2 separate regions of the Homo sapiens genome follow, and region 2 is linked to region 1. The links are chromatin loops, found by intact Hi-C in ENCODE. Cell type or tissue: heart left ventricle. All regions are shown on one strand. Links, peaks and the distances in the headings refer to the core of each region. The heading gives the core; the rest is flanking DNA.

The links. Peaks named below come from ENCODE experiments on the same cell type or tissue, not always from the same donor. Only the 100,000 strongest peaks of a DNase experiment are listed, where the experiment ranks them.
Region 2: it touches region 1 in a loop (2.1-fold over the local background); 62 of 110 quality-filtered maps call a loop at or near these places.

What each region holds. Positions count from the first base shown.
Region 1 is chr20:64,117,390-64,122,747 of GRCh38, forward strand. No RefSeq gene overlaps it. Among named protein-coding and RNA genes, the nearest start is that of NPBWR2, 13 kb to the left of the region's middle. RefSeq lists enhancers at 2,859-3,358, 3,027-3,321. In heart left ventricle, for the core only: CTCF peaks have their summits at 3,231 (motif pointing left) and 3,431; a DNase peak (open chromatin) is centred at 3,202; H3K4me3 peaks cover 247 bases; H3K27me3 peaks cover 1,965 bases.
Region 2 is chr20:64,037,083-64,042,440 of GRCh38, forward strand. It overlaps C20orf204 (chromosome 20 open reading frame 204), which reads left to right. Exons shown (of 4, transcript NM_001387010.1): 2 at 845-1,120; 3 at 1,214-1,366; 4 at 1,540-1,919. The coding sequence ends at 1,677. Among named protein-coding and RNA genes, the nearest start is that of C20orf204, 3.6 kb to the left of the region's middle. RefSeq lists an enhancer at 1-567 and silencers at 1,213-1,282, 1,383-1,702, 1,893-2,172. In heart left ventricle, for the core only: a CTCF peak has its summit at 2,038 (motif pointing right); DNase peaks (open chromatin) are centred at 1,629 and 2,099; H3K4me3 peaks cover 2,563 bases; H3K27ac peaks cover 3,845 bases; H3K27me3 peaks cover 4,618 bases.

The sequences.
Region 1 (5,358 bases), core at 284-5,283:
GGCATGAGGGCACCCTGATGTTGGGGGGGTGTCTGGGCAAAGCTGTGCAGGGCATGAGGGCACCCTGATGTGACGGGGGGGCCTGGGCAAAGCTGTGTGGGGCATGAGGGCACCCTGATGTTGGGGGCGGTCTCTGGGCAAAGCTGTGCGGGGCATGAGGGCACCCTGATTTTGGGGGTGTGTCTGGGCAAAGCTGTGCAGGGCATGAGGGCACCCTGATGTGGGGGGGTGCCTGGGCAAAGCTGTGCGGGGCATGAGGGCACCCTGATGTTGGGGGGGGTCTCTGGGCAAAGCTGTGCGGGGCATGAGGGCACCCTGATGTTGGGGGGGTGTCTGGGCAAAGCTGTGCGGGGCATGAGGGCACCCTGATGTGGGGGGGGTTGTCTGGGCAAAGCTGTGCGGGGCATGAGGGCACCCTGATGTGGGGGGGTCTCTGGGCAAAGCTGTGCGGGGCATGAGGGCACCGTGATGGGGGGGTGTCTGGGCAAAGCTGTGCGGGGCATGAGGGCACCCTGATGTGGGGGGGGTGTCTGGGCAAAGCTGTGCGGGGCATGAGGGCACCCTGATGTGGCGGGGGGGGGCCTGGGCGAAGCTGTGCGGGGCATGAGGGCACCCTGATGTTGGGGGGGGTGTCTGGGCAAAGCTGTGCGGGGCACGAGGTCACCCTGATGTTGGGGGGGGGTGTCTGGGCAAAGCTGCGCGGGGCATGAGGGCACGCTGATGTGGCAGGGGGTGTCTGGGCAAAGCTGCGCAGGGCATGAGGGCACCCTGATGTTGGGGGGGGTGTCTGGGCAAAGCTGTGCGGGGCATGAGGTCACCCTGATGTTGGGGGGGTGTCTGGGCAAAGCTGCGCGGGGCATGAGGACACCCTGATGTGGGGGGGGTGTCGGGGCAAAGCTGTGCGGGGCATGAGGGCACCCTGATGTTGGGGGGGGTGTCTGGGCAAAGCTGTGCGGGGCATGAGGTCACCCTGATGTTGGGGGGGTGTCTGGGCAAAGCTGTGCGGGGCATGAGGGCACCCTGATGTGGGGGGGGGTGTCTGGGCAAAGCTGTGCGGGGCATGAGGGTACCCTGATGTTGGGGGGGGTGTCTGGGCAAAGCTGTGCGGGGCATGAGGGCACCCTGATGTTGGGGGGTCTGGGCAAAGCTGTGCGGGGCATGAGGGCACCCTGATGTGGGGGGGGTGTCTGGGCAAAGCTGTGCGGGGCATGAGGGCACCCTGATGTGGGGGGGTCTGGGCAAAGCTGTGCGGGGCATGAGGGCACCCTGATGTGGGGGGGGTGTCTGGGCAAAGCTGTGCGGGGCATGAGGGTACCCTGATGTTGGGGGGGGTGTCTGGGCAAAGCTGCGCGGGGCATGAGGGCACCCTGATGTGGCGGGGGGGGGCGTGGGCGAAGCTGTGCGGGGCATGAGGGCACCCTGATGTTGGGGGGGGTGTCTGGGCAAAGCTGCGCGGGGCATGAGGGCACCCTGATGTTGGGGGGGGGTGTCTGGGCAAAGCTGCGCGGGTCATGAGGGCACCCTGATATGGTGGGGGGTGTCTGGGCAAAGCTGTGCAGGGCATGAGGGCACCCTGATGTGGCGGGGGGGCCTGGGCAAAGCTGTGCGGGGCATGAGGGCACCCTGATGTTGGGGGGGGTGTCTGGGCAAAGCTGTGCGGAGCATGAGGGCACCCTGATGTTGGGGGGGTGTCTGGGCAAAGCTGTGCGGGGCATGAGGGCACCCTGATGTGGGGGGGGGTGTCTGGGCAAAGCTGTGCGGGGCATGAGGGCACCCTGATGTGGTGGGGAGGGCCTGGGCAAAGCTGTGTGGGGCATGAGGGCACCCTGATGTCGGGAGGGGGGCAGGCCTGGGCTCAGCCAGAAGACAGCCCCAGTTCCTCCAGCATGGCTGGGCCCCATCCCACCTCACTTCCTTCCATCTCCACCTTTGCCGACTCCTGGGATCTGAGCCTCCTCCTGGTCTGTCTCTGGTTCTGAATGCCTCCTATGTGCCGGGTGCTGACAGCTAAAGATACATCCGTGTTTCATTTTGTCTCCACAATGGCCAGGGGCAGTACTACTGTCATCCCATCTAGCAGATGGGAACAGGAGGCTCTGATGGAGTTTCCCTGGAGCGTGCTTGCTAACCGTGGAGCAACAGGGCACTCAGCTTCCGCACGGAGCTTCCCAGAGCCTGTGGCTTCCTCTCAGGGCTCCGGCAGTGTTGAATGTGGGGAGCTCACACTCTCACCAGGGAGACCTCATACCTGCTGCTTATCACCTGGGAGATGTTTTCTGCCCACAGAGGCTCCGTCACATCTCTGGCTGCTCGGGGAGGTGAGTGGGGCCCTGCTCACTCAGGACAAAGGAGGCTGAGGTGGAGCTCTAGGCCCCTCTTCCCCACCCACTTGAGTGCACCCCGAAGGCACGTGGAGTTCCTGGGGTGCTGCCTGTGGTCGGGCCAGAGACTGCTCCACTGTCCAAACTGTGCTCATAGGTATGTGGCCTGGGGACTGTTGCCGTGGAACCGGGTAAAGAGCCCTGTGGACCTGTGCTCCCAACTCAGGCCAGTCAAGGGTGCCACTGTGGCCTAGATAGTCTCCTGAGGGGAGCAGACCAGGTGGAGGTCAGGAGTACAGGTCTGGGACTGGCTTTTTCCTTGCTGTGTGGCCCAGGGTGAGTTACCCAACCTCTCTGAGCCTCTGTCTCCTCACTTGTCAAATGGGGATCGTAATTTTCCTGCCTCAGGCTGGAGGCTTGCACGTGTTGGGCCAGCCCCATCTGAGGTCCCACCTGCCCGTGCTGCTCTGGACCTGGTCTGGGGTTTCGGCCTTGGGCCTGGGCAGCTCAGGTGGATGCTTGGAGGGAGCACTGACCTCAAGTCAGCTGTGAGTAGGACGGGAGGCTGGTGAGCGGCAGCAAGCTGCAAGCCACAGGCAGGGAGAACTTCCCGGAGGTAGAGAGAGAGAGAGAGAGAGAGAGAGAGAGAGTGTGTGTGTGTGTGTGTGTGTGTGTGTGTGTGTGTGCGCCCTTCTTAGCCTGGGCAAAGAATTGGGAGACCAGCAGGCCAGCGCTGGCTCTGCCATGGAGGGGAAGCACTTTGAAGCCCCACTGTTCCTGGACTAGCTCTGCTGAACCACAGAGGGGCCGCCGTTTTCCCTTGGCTGGGGTAGAGGAACAGGGTCCTTCCTGTGGCTCCTGGCTGAGCCAGGTTCTGTGCGACGCGGACCAACCCTGACCCCCAGTGGCCAGTTCCGAGAACTGCTGCAGAGGAAAAGGGACCATTCAGTAGGGTGGGGGTGGGGGCTTGCGCGGCATTCATTTTCGAGTGGACATGGGGGCAGGCAGGCCAGTCTCTGATGATTTAAGGATGCTGTGGTTTGAATATTTGTCACCTCCAAAACTCAAGTTGGAATTTAATCCCCAATGTGGCAGTATTGAGAGGTGGGGCCTTTAAGAGGTGATTGGGTCACAAGAGCTCTGCCCTCATGAATAGATTAATTTATTTATAGATTAATGGGTTATCATAGGAGTGGGGCTAGTAGCTTTATAAGAAGAGAGAGACCTGAGCCAGCACGCTCAGCCCCTCACCATGCGACGCCCTGCACTGCCTTGGGACTCTGGGGTTCCCACCAGCAAGAAAACCTCACCAGATGTGGCCCATTGACCTTGGACTTCCCAGCCCGCAGAACTGTAAGAAATACATTTTGTTTCTTTTAAATTACCCAGTTTCTGTTATAAGCAGCAGGAAACAGACTAAGACAAGGGGCAAGCCAGCCTCTGCCCACAAGGAGCTCCATTCTGGTGTGGAGAGACCCAAACACACAACTATGCTCTTTGTCTTGCTAGAGACTTGTTTTGTGGTGGCCCCAACCTCAACTTGCCAGCAATTTGTAAAAGAACCAAGTCAATTTTACACAGCAAATTAAACCCCAGGGTAAATGTGTGTACCTGGATTCCAATAGTAGGTAAAGATTCTTAATGGTGAAAACTATGACTCCTGTTAAAACTCTTGTGTTCTGTTCTTACCACTGAGTTTAAACAACAACTCTGTGCTAATCGTATAAAGAATATTTTTGTCTGGACTGTCTACGGCCAAGTTCTCCACCCTGGATGTGCACAGAATCCCCTGGGGACTTCAGGAGCTCACTGGAGCTGGTTCCACCCCCATGCCCAGGCTCTGATGTGCTTGGTCTGGGCTGGGGCCTGGGCACCAGTGTTGTCCTAGTTTTGTGTTGCTATGAAGGAATATCTGAGGCTGGGTAATTTCTTTTTCTTTTTCCTAGGTGAGGAGAAGGATAGAGGCTGGGCCATTATAAAGAAAAGAGGTTTGTTTGGCTCACGGTTCTGCAGGGTGTACGGGAAGCACGGTGCCGGCACCTGCTTCTGGGGAGGCCTCAGGGAGCGTGCACTCATGGCGGGAGGTGTCTCATGGTAAGAGAAGAGGCGAGAGAGAGGGGCGATGCCAGGATTTTTTTAAAACAACCAGCTCGTGTGGGAACTAATAGAGCAAGAACTCACTCATCACCATGAGGAGGGCACTAAACCATTCATTCTGGATCCTTCCCTATGACCCGAACACCTCCCACCAGGCCCCGCCTCCAACATCGGGGATTAAATTTCAACATGAGGTTCGGGGACAAACGTCCAAACTATAGCAGGTATTTCTGAAGAACACCCAGGTGTTTCAAAGCTGGGGTGAAGCCGTGGGTTAACACTGTTTTTCAGACATGGCTGGAGACCTGGGGTTCCTACACCACAGAGTCTCCCTGCCAGAGTTCTCAGCTCCTGGGGAGGCTGAGGTGGGTGGATCACTTGAGGTCAGGAGTTTGAGATCAGCCTGGCCAACATGGTGAAACCCCGTCTCTACTAAAAATACAAAAAATGTAGCCAGGCGTGGTGGCACACACCTGTAATTCCAGCTACTCAGGAGGCTGAGGCACGAGAATCACTTGATCCTGGGAGGCGGAGGTTGCAGTGAGCTGAGATCTCACTACTGCACTCCAGCCTGGGTGACGGAGTGAGACACTGTCAAAAAAAAAAAAAAAAAGAAAGAAGAAAGAGAAGTATCATGATAAAAGAAATAATATTTTAAAAAAAGACAGTGTGGTATTTGCATCAAGATAGACAGATCAATAGAACAAATTAGAGATACCAGAAATAGACCCACAAATATGAGCAAGTGATTTTCAACAAAGCTGCAAAGGCAATTCAATAAAGGCAAGTTTTGTTCTCAGTAAATGATGCTAAACAGTTGGATATCCATATGCAAAAAAATGAACTTTGATCCATACCTTGTACTATATTAAAATATTGTCAATATGGATCATAAACCTAAATGTAAAAGCTAAAATTATAAAACTTCTATAAGAGGACA
Region 2 (5,358 bases), core at 96-5,095, 80 kb before region 1:
GTCTCCTTGATGTTTGGGCTTTATCCCTGCGGGCGCAGGCCCTCCATTTTGGGTCGGGGGAGGCCTGTGGCACAGGCTGCCCGGAGGGATGGCGTGGGGCGGCTGGTACAGGCAGAGGGGCCTTTTGCGACTGTTGGTTGGGGCTGGATGTGGTGGCTCCTTCCTCCTCTATAGCTTCTGGGTGTCCCCCTAGCTTTCCCCTTCCAATAGGGTGTGGCTTGGAGCTCTGAGCCCCTGCCCCAGTTGGGTTGGGGGTACAAGGAGTCCCCAGTTCCCACGTCTCTGTGAGCTAACCCAGAGGGCGCCAGTATGGGAGGTGTGGAGTTGAATGGGCATGGCCATGAGTGAGACAGGCTGTACTGGGACAACTTCCTACTGTACCCCCAAGAGCCTGCAGACCAGCCCCACTAGAGCTGTACGGGGCTGGTGGGGGGCCCTGCTCTGTGCGGTCCTGAGGGTGCTCCACCCCTTGCTGGCCCCACTCCCACGTGGACCACAGAGCCAGGCTCTCCTGACTCTGGGCCTGCCCCCTCTATCTCCTGATGGGTTCTTCAGGACTCAGTGACATCGCCTCCCAGCCGACATCACTCACCCCTTTCACATCTTTGCAGGGAGCATAGAACTGTCTGGTTTGCAGACCTATCTCTTGTGTCTCCTGATTTATCCCGCCAGGCCTGTGCCTACAGCCTTTCTTGATTGGTGACACGTCCATTTCATTCGCTCAGAGATCCCGTGGGGTGGGGCAGGGGGTGGGGCTTCTACGGAAACAAAGTGCAGGTGGGCTGGCTGCTCCCTGTGCTGGGAACACCCCCCAGGCCTAACCCCAACCTGCTGTCTCCTCCAGGTACCCCCTAAGCCTGCACTCTGGGCGCTCCTGCTGGCGCTGCTGGGGACCGCGCCAAGCCGCGCCTATTCCCCGGCCTGCAGCGTCCCCGACGTGCTCCGCCACTATCGCGCCATCATCTTCGAGGATCTGCAGGCCGCCGTGAAGTGGGGCGGGGCGGGGGCCGAAAAGACCAGGCCAGGCTCCAGACACTTTCATTTCATACAGAAAAACCTGACTAGACCCGGGAGCTCGGGACGGCGGGGACGGCCTCGGGCCTCCTGTGGCGCCCAGAAGGTATGGAGGAGGCGCCCCTACCCAAGCTCGCCGGCCTGCTCCTCTCTCAGTTTCCCCCCACCCCCACCCCGCCTTCCTCCCTTCCCTCCCCAGGAGCACAGTATCCTCCTGTCCATCTCGTCCCTGGGTCGGACCCTGCGCGGGGCGGTGGCCGGGGGCCGCCGCGGGGCCCTGGAGAGAGCTGCTTGGACCGTGGCTGTGCGCACCGAGGCGGTGATGCGGCGCCACTGCAGGACGCTGCGCCAGGTGTGCGTCCCTGAGTGCACCCAGAGCCAGACCTCCCTTAACCCCCACAGGGCCGCCGCGCGTCCCGGGGCTCCACGGCCCTAGGCTGAAGTCGGGCTGGGTCGCGTCTCCCTTCCCGGGCCGGGCCGGGCGCGGGGGCCGTGCGCATTCGCTGACCGCCCTGTCCCCGACAGCGGAGCCGGCGGCCCAAGATGCGCCCTGCCCGGCGTCGCGGCGGCCGAAGGCAGCTCCTGCTGCGCGCCCTGGACGCCGTCGCCACCTGCTGGGAGAAGCTCTTCGCGCTGCGCGCCCCGGCCTCCAGGGACTCCTAGCGCGGCCCGTCCTGGCCCTGCGCGGGGAGGAGAACCAGCGGGGCCGCGGCAGAGCCTGGAGACGCGCCTCGTTCTGTAGACTTGTTGGTGACCTCGGCCCCTCGCTCGACGCAGCCCGCGCTCCCCGGAGGGCCCAGGACTTGGAGAAGGGAGCGCGCCTGGCCGCCGCTGGGTCACGGAGGAGGCCCGCCCTCCACGCGCCGAAGGCCTCAATAAACGGAGCTGGCGCTGCGGGTCCGGCACTCCCTTCGCCTGCCTCTCTGTGGGCCTAGGACCGCCCCGGGATCTGCGCCTCGGTGGCGGGGGGCGGTGGAGGGGGAATGCGGAGACCCGCACTTCCTGTGGCACCTGGACGGGGCGGAGCCGCCGCTCCCAGCCTCGGGCAGCAGAGGGCGGACGCGGGACGCTGGGCGCGCTCCGGCTCTGTCAGCGGCTCCCGGCTGGGCGGAGGGCAGAGCGGGGGACTCCTGGGGCCCCTAAAACGTCACGTATCCGTCCTGCTCCACTTTGGACCGGGGCCGGGGGTGGAAATTGAGGGGAGGGGAAGGCTGGACTTGGTGAATTCGGAGCAAAACAACCGGATAAAGGAAACGGGCCCGAAGGGAAGCGGGAGCTGCGGGCCTTGGCTGTGAGCTTGGCCAGGCTATTTCCTGCTGCCTCCGGAGGGGTGACCACGGCCTGGGCTCAGAGACTGCCCAGCCCCCTCTGCAGGACTGGCCAGGCTGGGGCCCGCTTTCTGGCCCCTGGAACCCTCCATTTGCTGGGGGACTGTCCCCTGGTTCCCCCATCTGATGCGCAGGTCTGGGAGTCTGTCACCCCCCTCCCCCAATCTCGGCCCATGGAGGAGCAGGGGAGGTAAAGTACCTGACACCTGTTACCCTCCCCTTCCCGGAAAGGCCGCGAGCAGGCTGTGCCTCTGGCATTCTGTGGGATCAGGGGCAGCAGCAGAAGAAAGAAGTAACCTCCCAAGCTGACCCTGACCCAGCCCCACACTCTGTGTTAATGTATTTAGTCTGTGCAACGGGAGCTACTGTCTCTGTTTTATAGATGGGGAAACTGAAGCACGAGGAGGCTGAGACTTGCCCCAAATCACAGCCAGCAATGTAAGAGCTGGCCTCAGACCCAGGCCCAGGGCATGGGATCTGCCACATGTCCCCTGCCTGGAGGCTGGGGGCCAAGCTTCCTGGACTTCAGAGCCTTGGATTCCCCTGCAGAGTTAGCACTTCTGACAGAGTCCCTGGCCATGCTCTGAGCACAAACACCTAGCAAGCATTCCCAGCCCTAGTTCTGCATTGCCTGCTCCGTGGGGGCCAGTGGGGGCAAGTGTGGGAGGGATGAGGGGGAGATGCAGGGTGCAGGAGCCCCAGCTGGAGCCAAAGCACTTGAGGGGGGTGCTTGGACTTATCCCGAGGCAGCGGAAGGTCTTTGGTGAAAGAGGGATGTTAGAGTTGGAATCTAGAAAGGTTCCCGTGACTTGTGTGGAGGGTTGGTGAGGACAAAGGGGTGGAGAGAGGTCCAGGCTGCCCAGGGTCCTGGCTGGAGTACCTGGGTGGGTCTGTGGGGAGCCTGAACATGGGAAGCACTAAAGGGGGAGTGGGTCGGTTTGAGGGCCCTGAGGGAGCTGGGGAACTGTGGACGTGGCTGGGCTCAGCTGGGCGTGCTGGTGTATGGAGCATAAGGTATGGACAGCCGAGCATGGCTGGGAGGCAGCTGAGTTGGGGCCTGGAGAGAGTCCAGGGTTCTGGGCTGGGCTCAGGGACAGGATGGGGACAGGCCCTCCATGAAGGCTCCCACTGTCACATTGCCCCAGGGGCAGCTGACTTTTGCACTTGGACCTGCCCCAACCCCTGGGCCATGGGGAGGGCACTCCTCTCCTGTCCATGCATGACCTCCTGGGCGGCCCCTTGGCTCCTGCCCACCCGCAATGCTCCCGTTCTGCTGTTGAGAGCAGTCAGAGGCTGGGGATGTGGGTGGGCAACAGAAACAGCTCCCTCTACCCTGACTGAGAAAGGTTCAAACAAACCACAGCCTCTTGGGGGCAGGAGGAGGAACAGAGGCCTCAGGATTTTGGGGACACATGTCGGTGCCTAGTCCTGGACCACGACCACGTGGGTGGGTGAGAAGTCCTGCATCCTGGCCCATGGCTCCTCTCCCTCATGCAGAATGGGAGCAAGGTGGGCTTTGGGCTTCTGGGACAAAGTTCACTTGTCCAGGGTGGGGACAGCCCAACCAGACTAGGTCTAGGGGCATGTGTGGAGCTACACGAAGCGGCCCAGAGCTACCGAGAGCCACAGAGACTAGGAGAGAAGCCGCAGGTGCCTGCTCAGACCTGAGAGGCTCAGGTCCTCTTTGGGCTCAGCACTGGGACCGTAGCTCTTCTGTAGCTCCATGAGGATAGAGGCATGTCTCCCTCAGCATGATACACCAGCACCTGGCCCAGGCCAGCACACGAGCTGCTCAACAAATGTTTGTTAGCTGGAACTGACCAGAACCAACCCAGAGATGGAAAGAGACTCACTGGGCCCACGGCTGATAGGGACAGAGCCATTGGCCACGGAACCACTGAGGGCAGATCCCATGGACTGGCCCTGTATGTCTCTAGACCGACTGGTGGTGCCTTCCCTGCAGAGGCCCAGGGCAGGTGGCCTGAGCCTGGTTCTTCGTAAAATACTGTTTCTGGGTTGGGGCTGCACACAGTACTGTCCCGTCCCACCCTCATGCCTTTTCAGGGCTTGGCTGCTCCAGGGAGGTGGGGGCTGTGCCAGGGTAACAGATGGAGCCTGCAGGGCGCTGGCTGGGGTTGTGCAACTTCCCACAGCCCAGGAGCCAGGCCCCTCCATGTGCCGCACTGGGAGGAGGGGGCCGGGCAGGCTTTGAAGGGGACCTGGGTCCCGAGGCCTCCCCAGACTGGGAGTCTTTGAAAGAACATCTGGAACTCGGGCAACTGGCTGACTAGTGTCTGGATTTGCAAAACCAAAAGTTAATCCCGACTTTGCCTCCTGTGTGTTCCCCACCCCTGCCCCCAAGCTCCTCTCTCTCCCCAGCCCACCTCCACCCCTTCAGCGGTGGGGCGCGCAGCCTCTCAGGGTCTCCCAAAGCACCTTCCCCCACCACCGCCACCGGCCCCCACCCCAGCCTGGGAGTTTTGCCGAAGCTGACCAGAGGGAGGTGGTGGGGAAGATGGATGTTTTCTGAGTGCCTGCCATACCCAGGCCCTGTGAGCGGACGGGACAGACCGTCACACCGCGGCTGGAGATGGCTGGGGGGCAGTGTGAGTGGTCCTCAGAGGAAACAGCTGCGCCCAGACCTGGGAGGTGCCCGGCCTTGCGTGGGCTCTGAGCCCTGCAGGTGTGCAGGGAGGCCCCCCTGCTCCAGCTGTGGCTGACTCGGAACCAAGTCCCCCCAACTCCAGGAAACACATACTCACTGGTGGGGGGATGTCAGGTGCTGGGGCCCATTGTCTCTGCCAGTGCCTTCAGGACCCTAGGGGGGGCCCAGCGACAGCCCCCATCCTGCCCCCTCCCCAGGAAAAGACGCAGCTCCGTAAACACAGAAACAACCATCGCTCCCTCCCCGCTCTTCCCCTCCCCATTAAAATCCGGAAGAGCCAGCGGGAGGTCGCACCTGCTGGGGGAAGTGAGTCCTTGTTTTGGGGGAAATGAGGAGGTCAGGCCTCTGGGC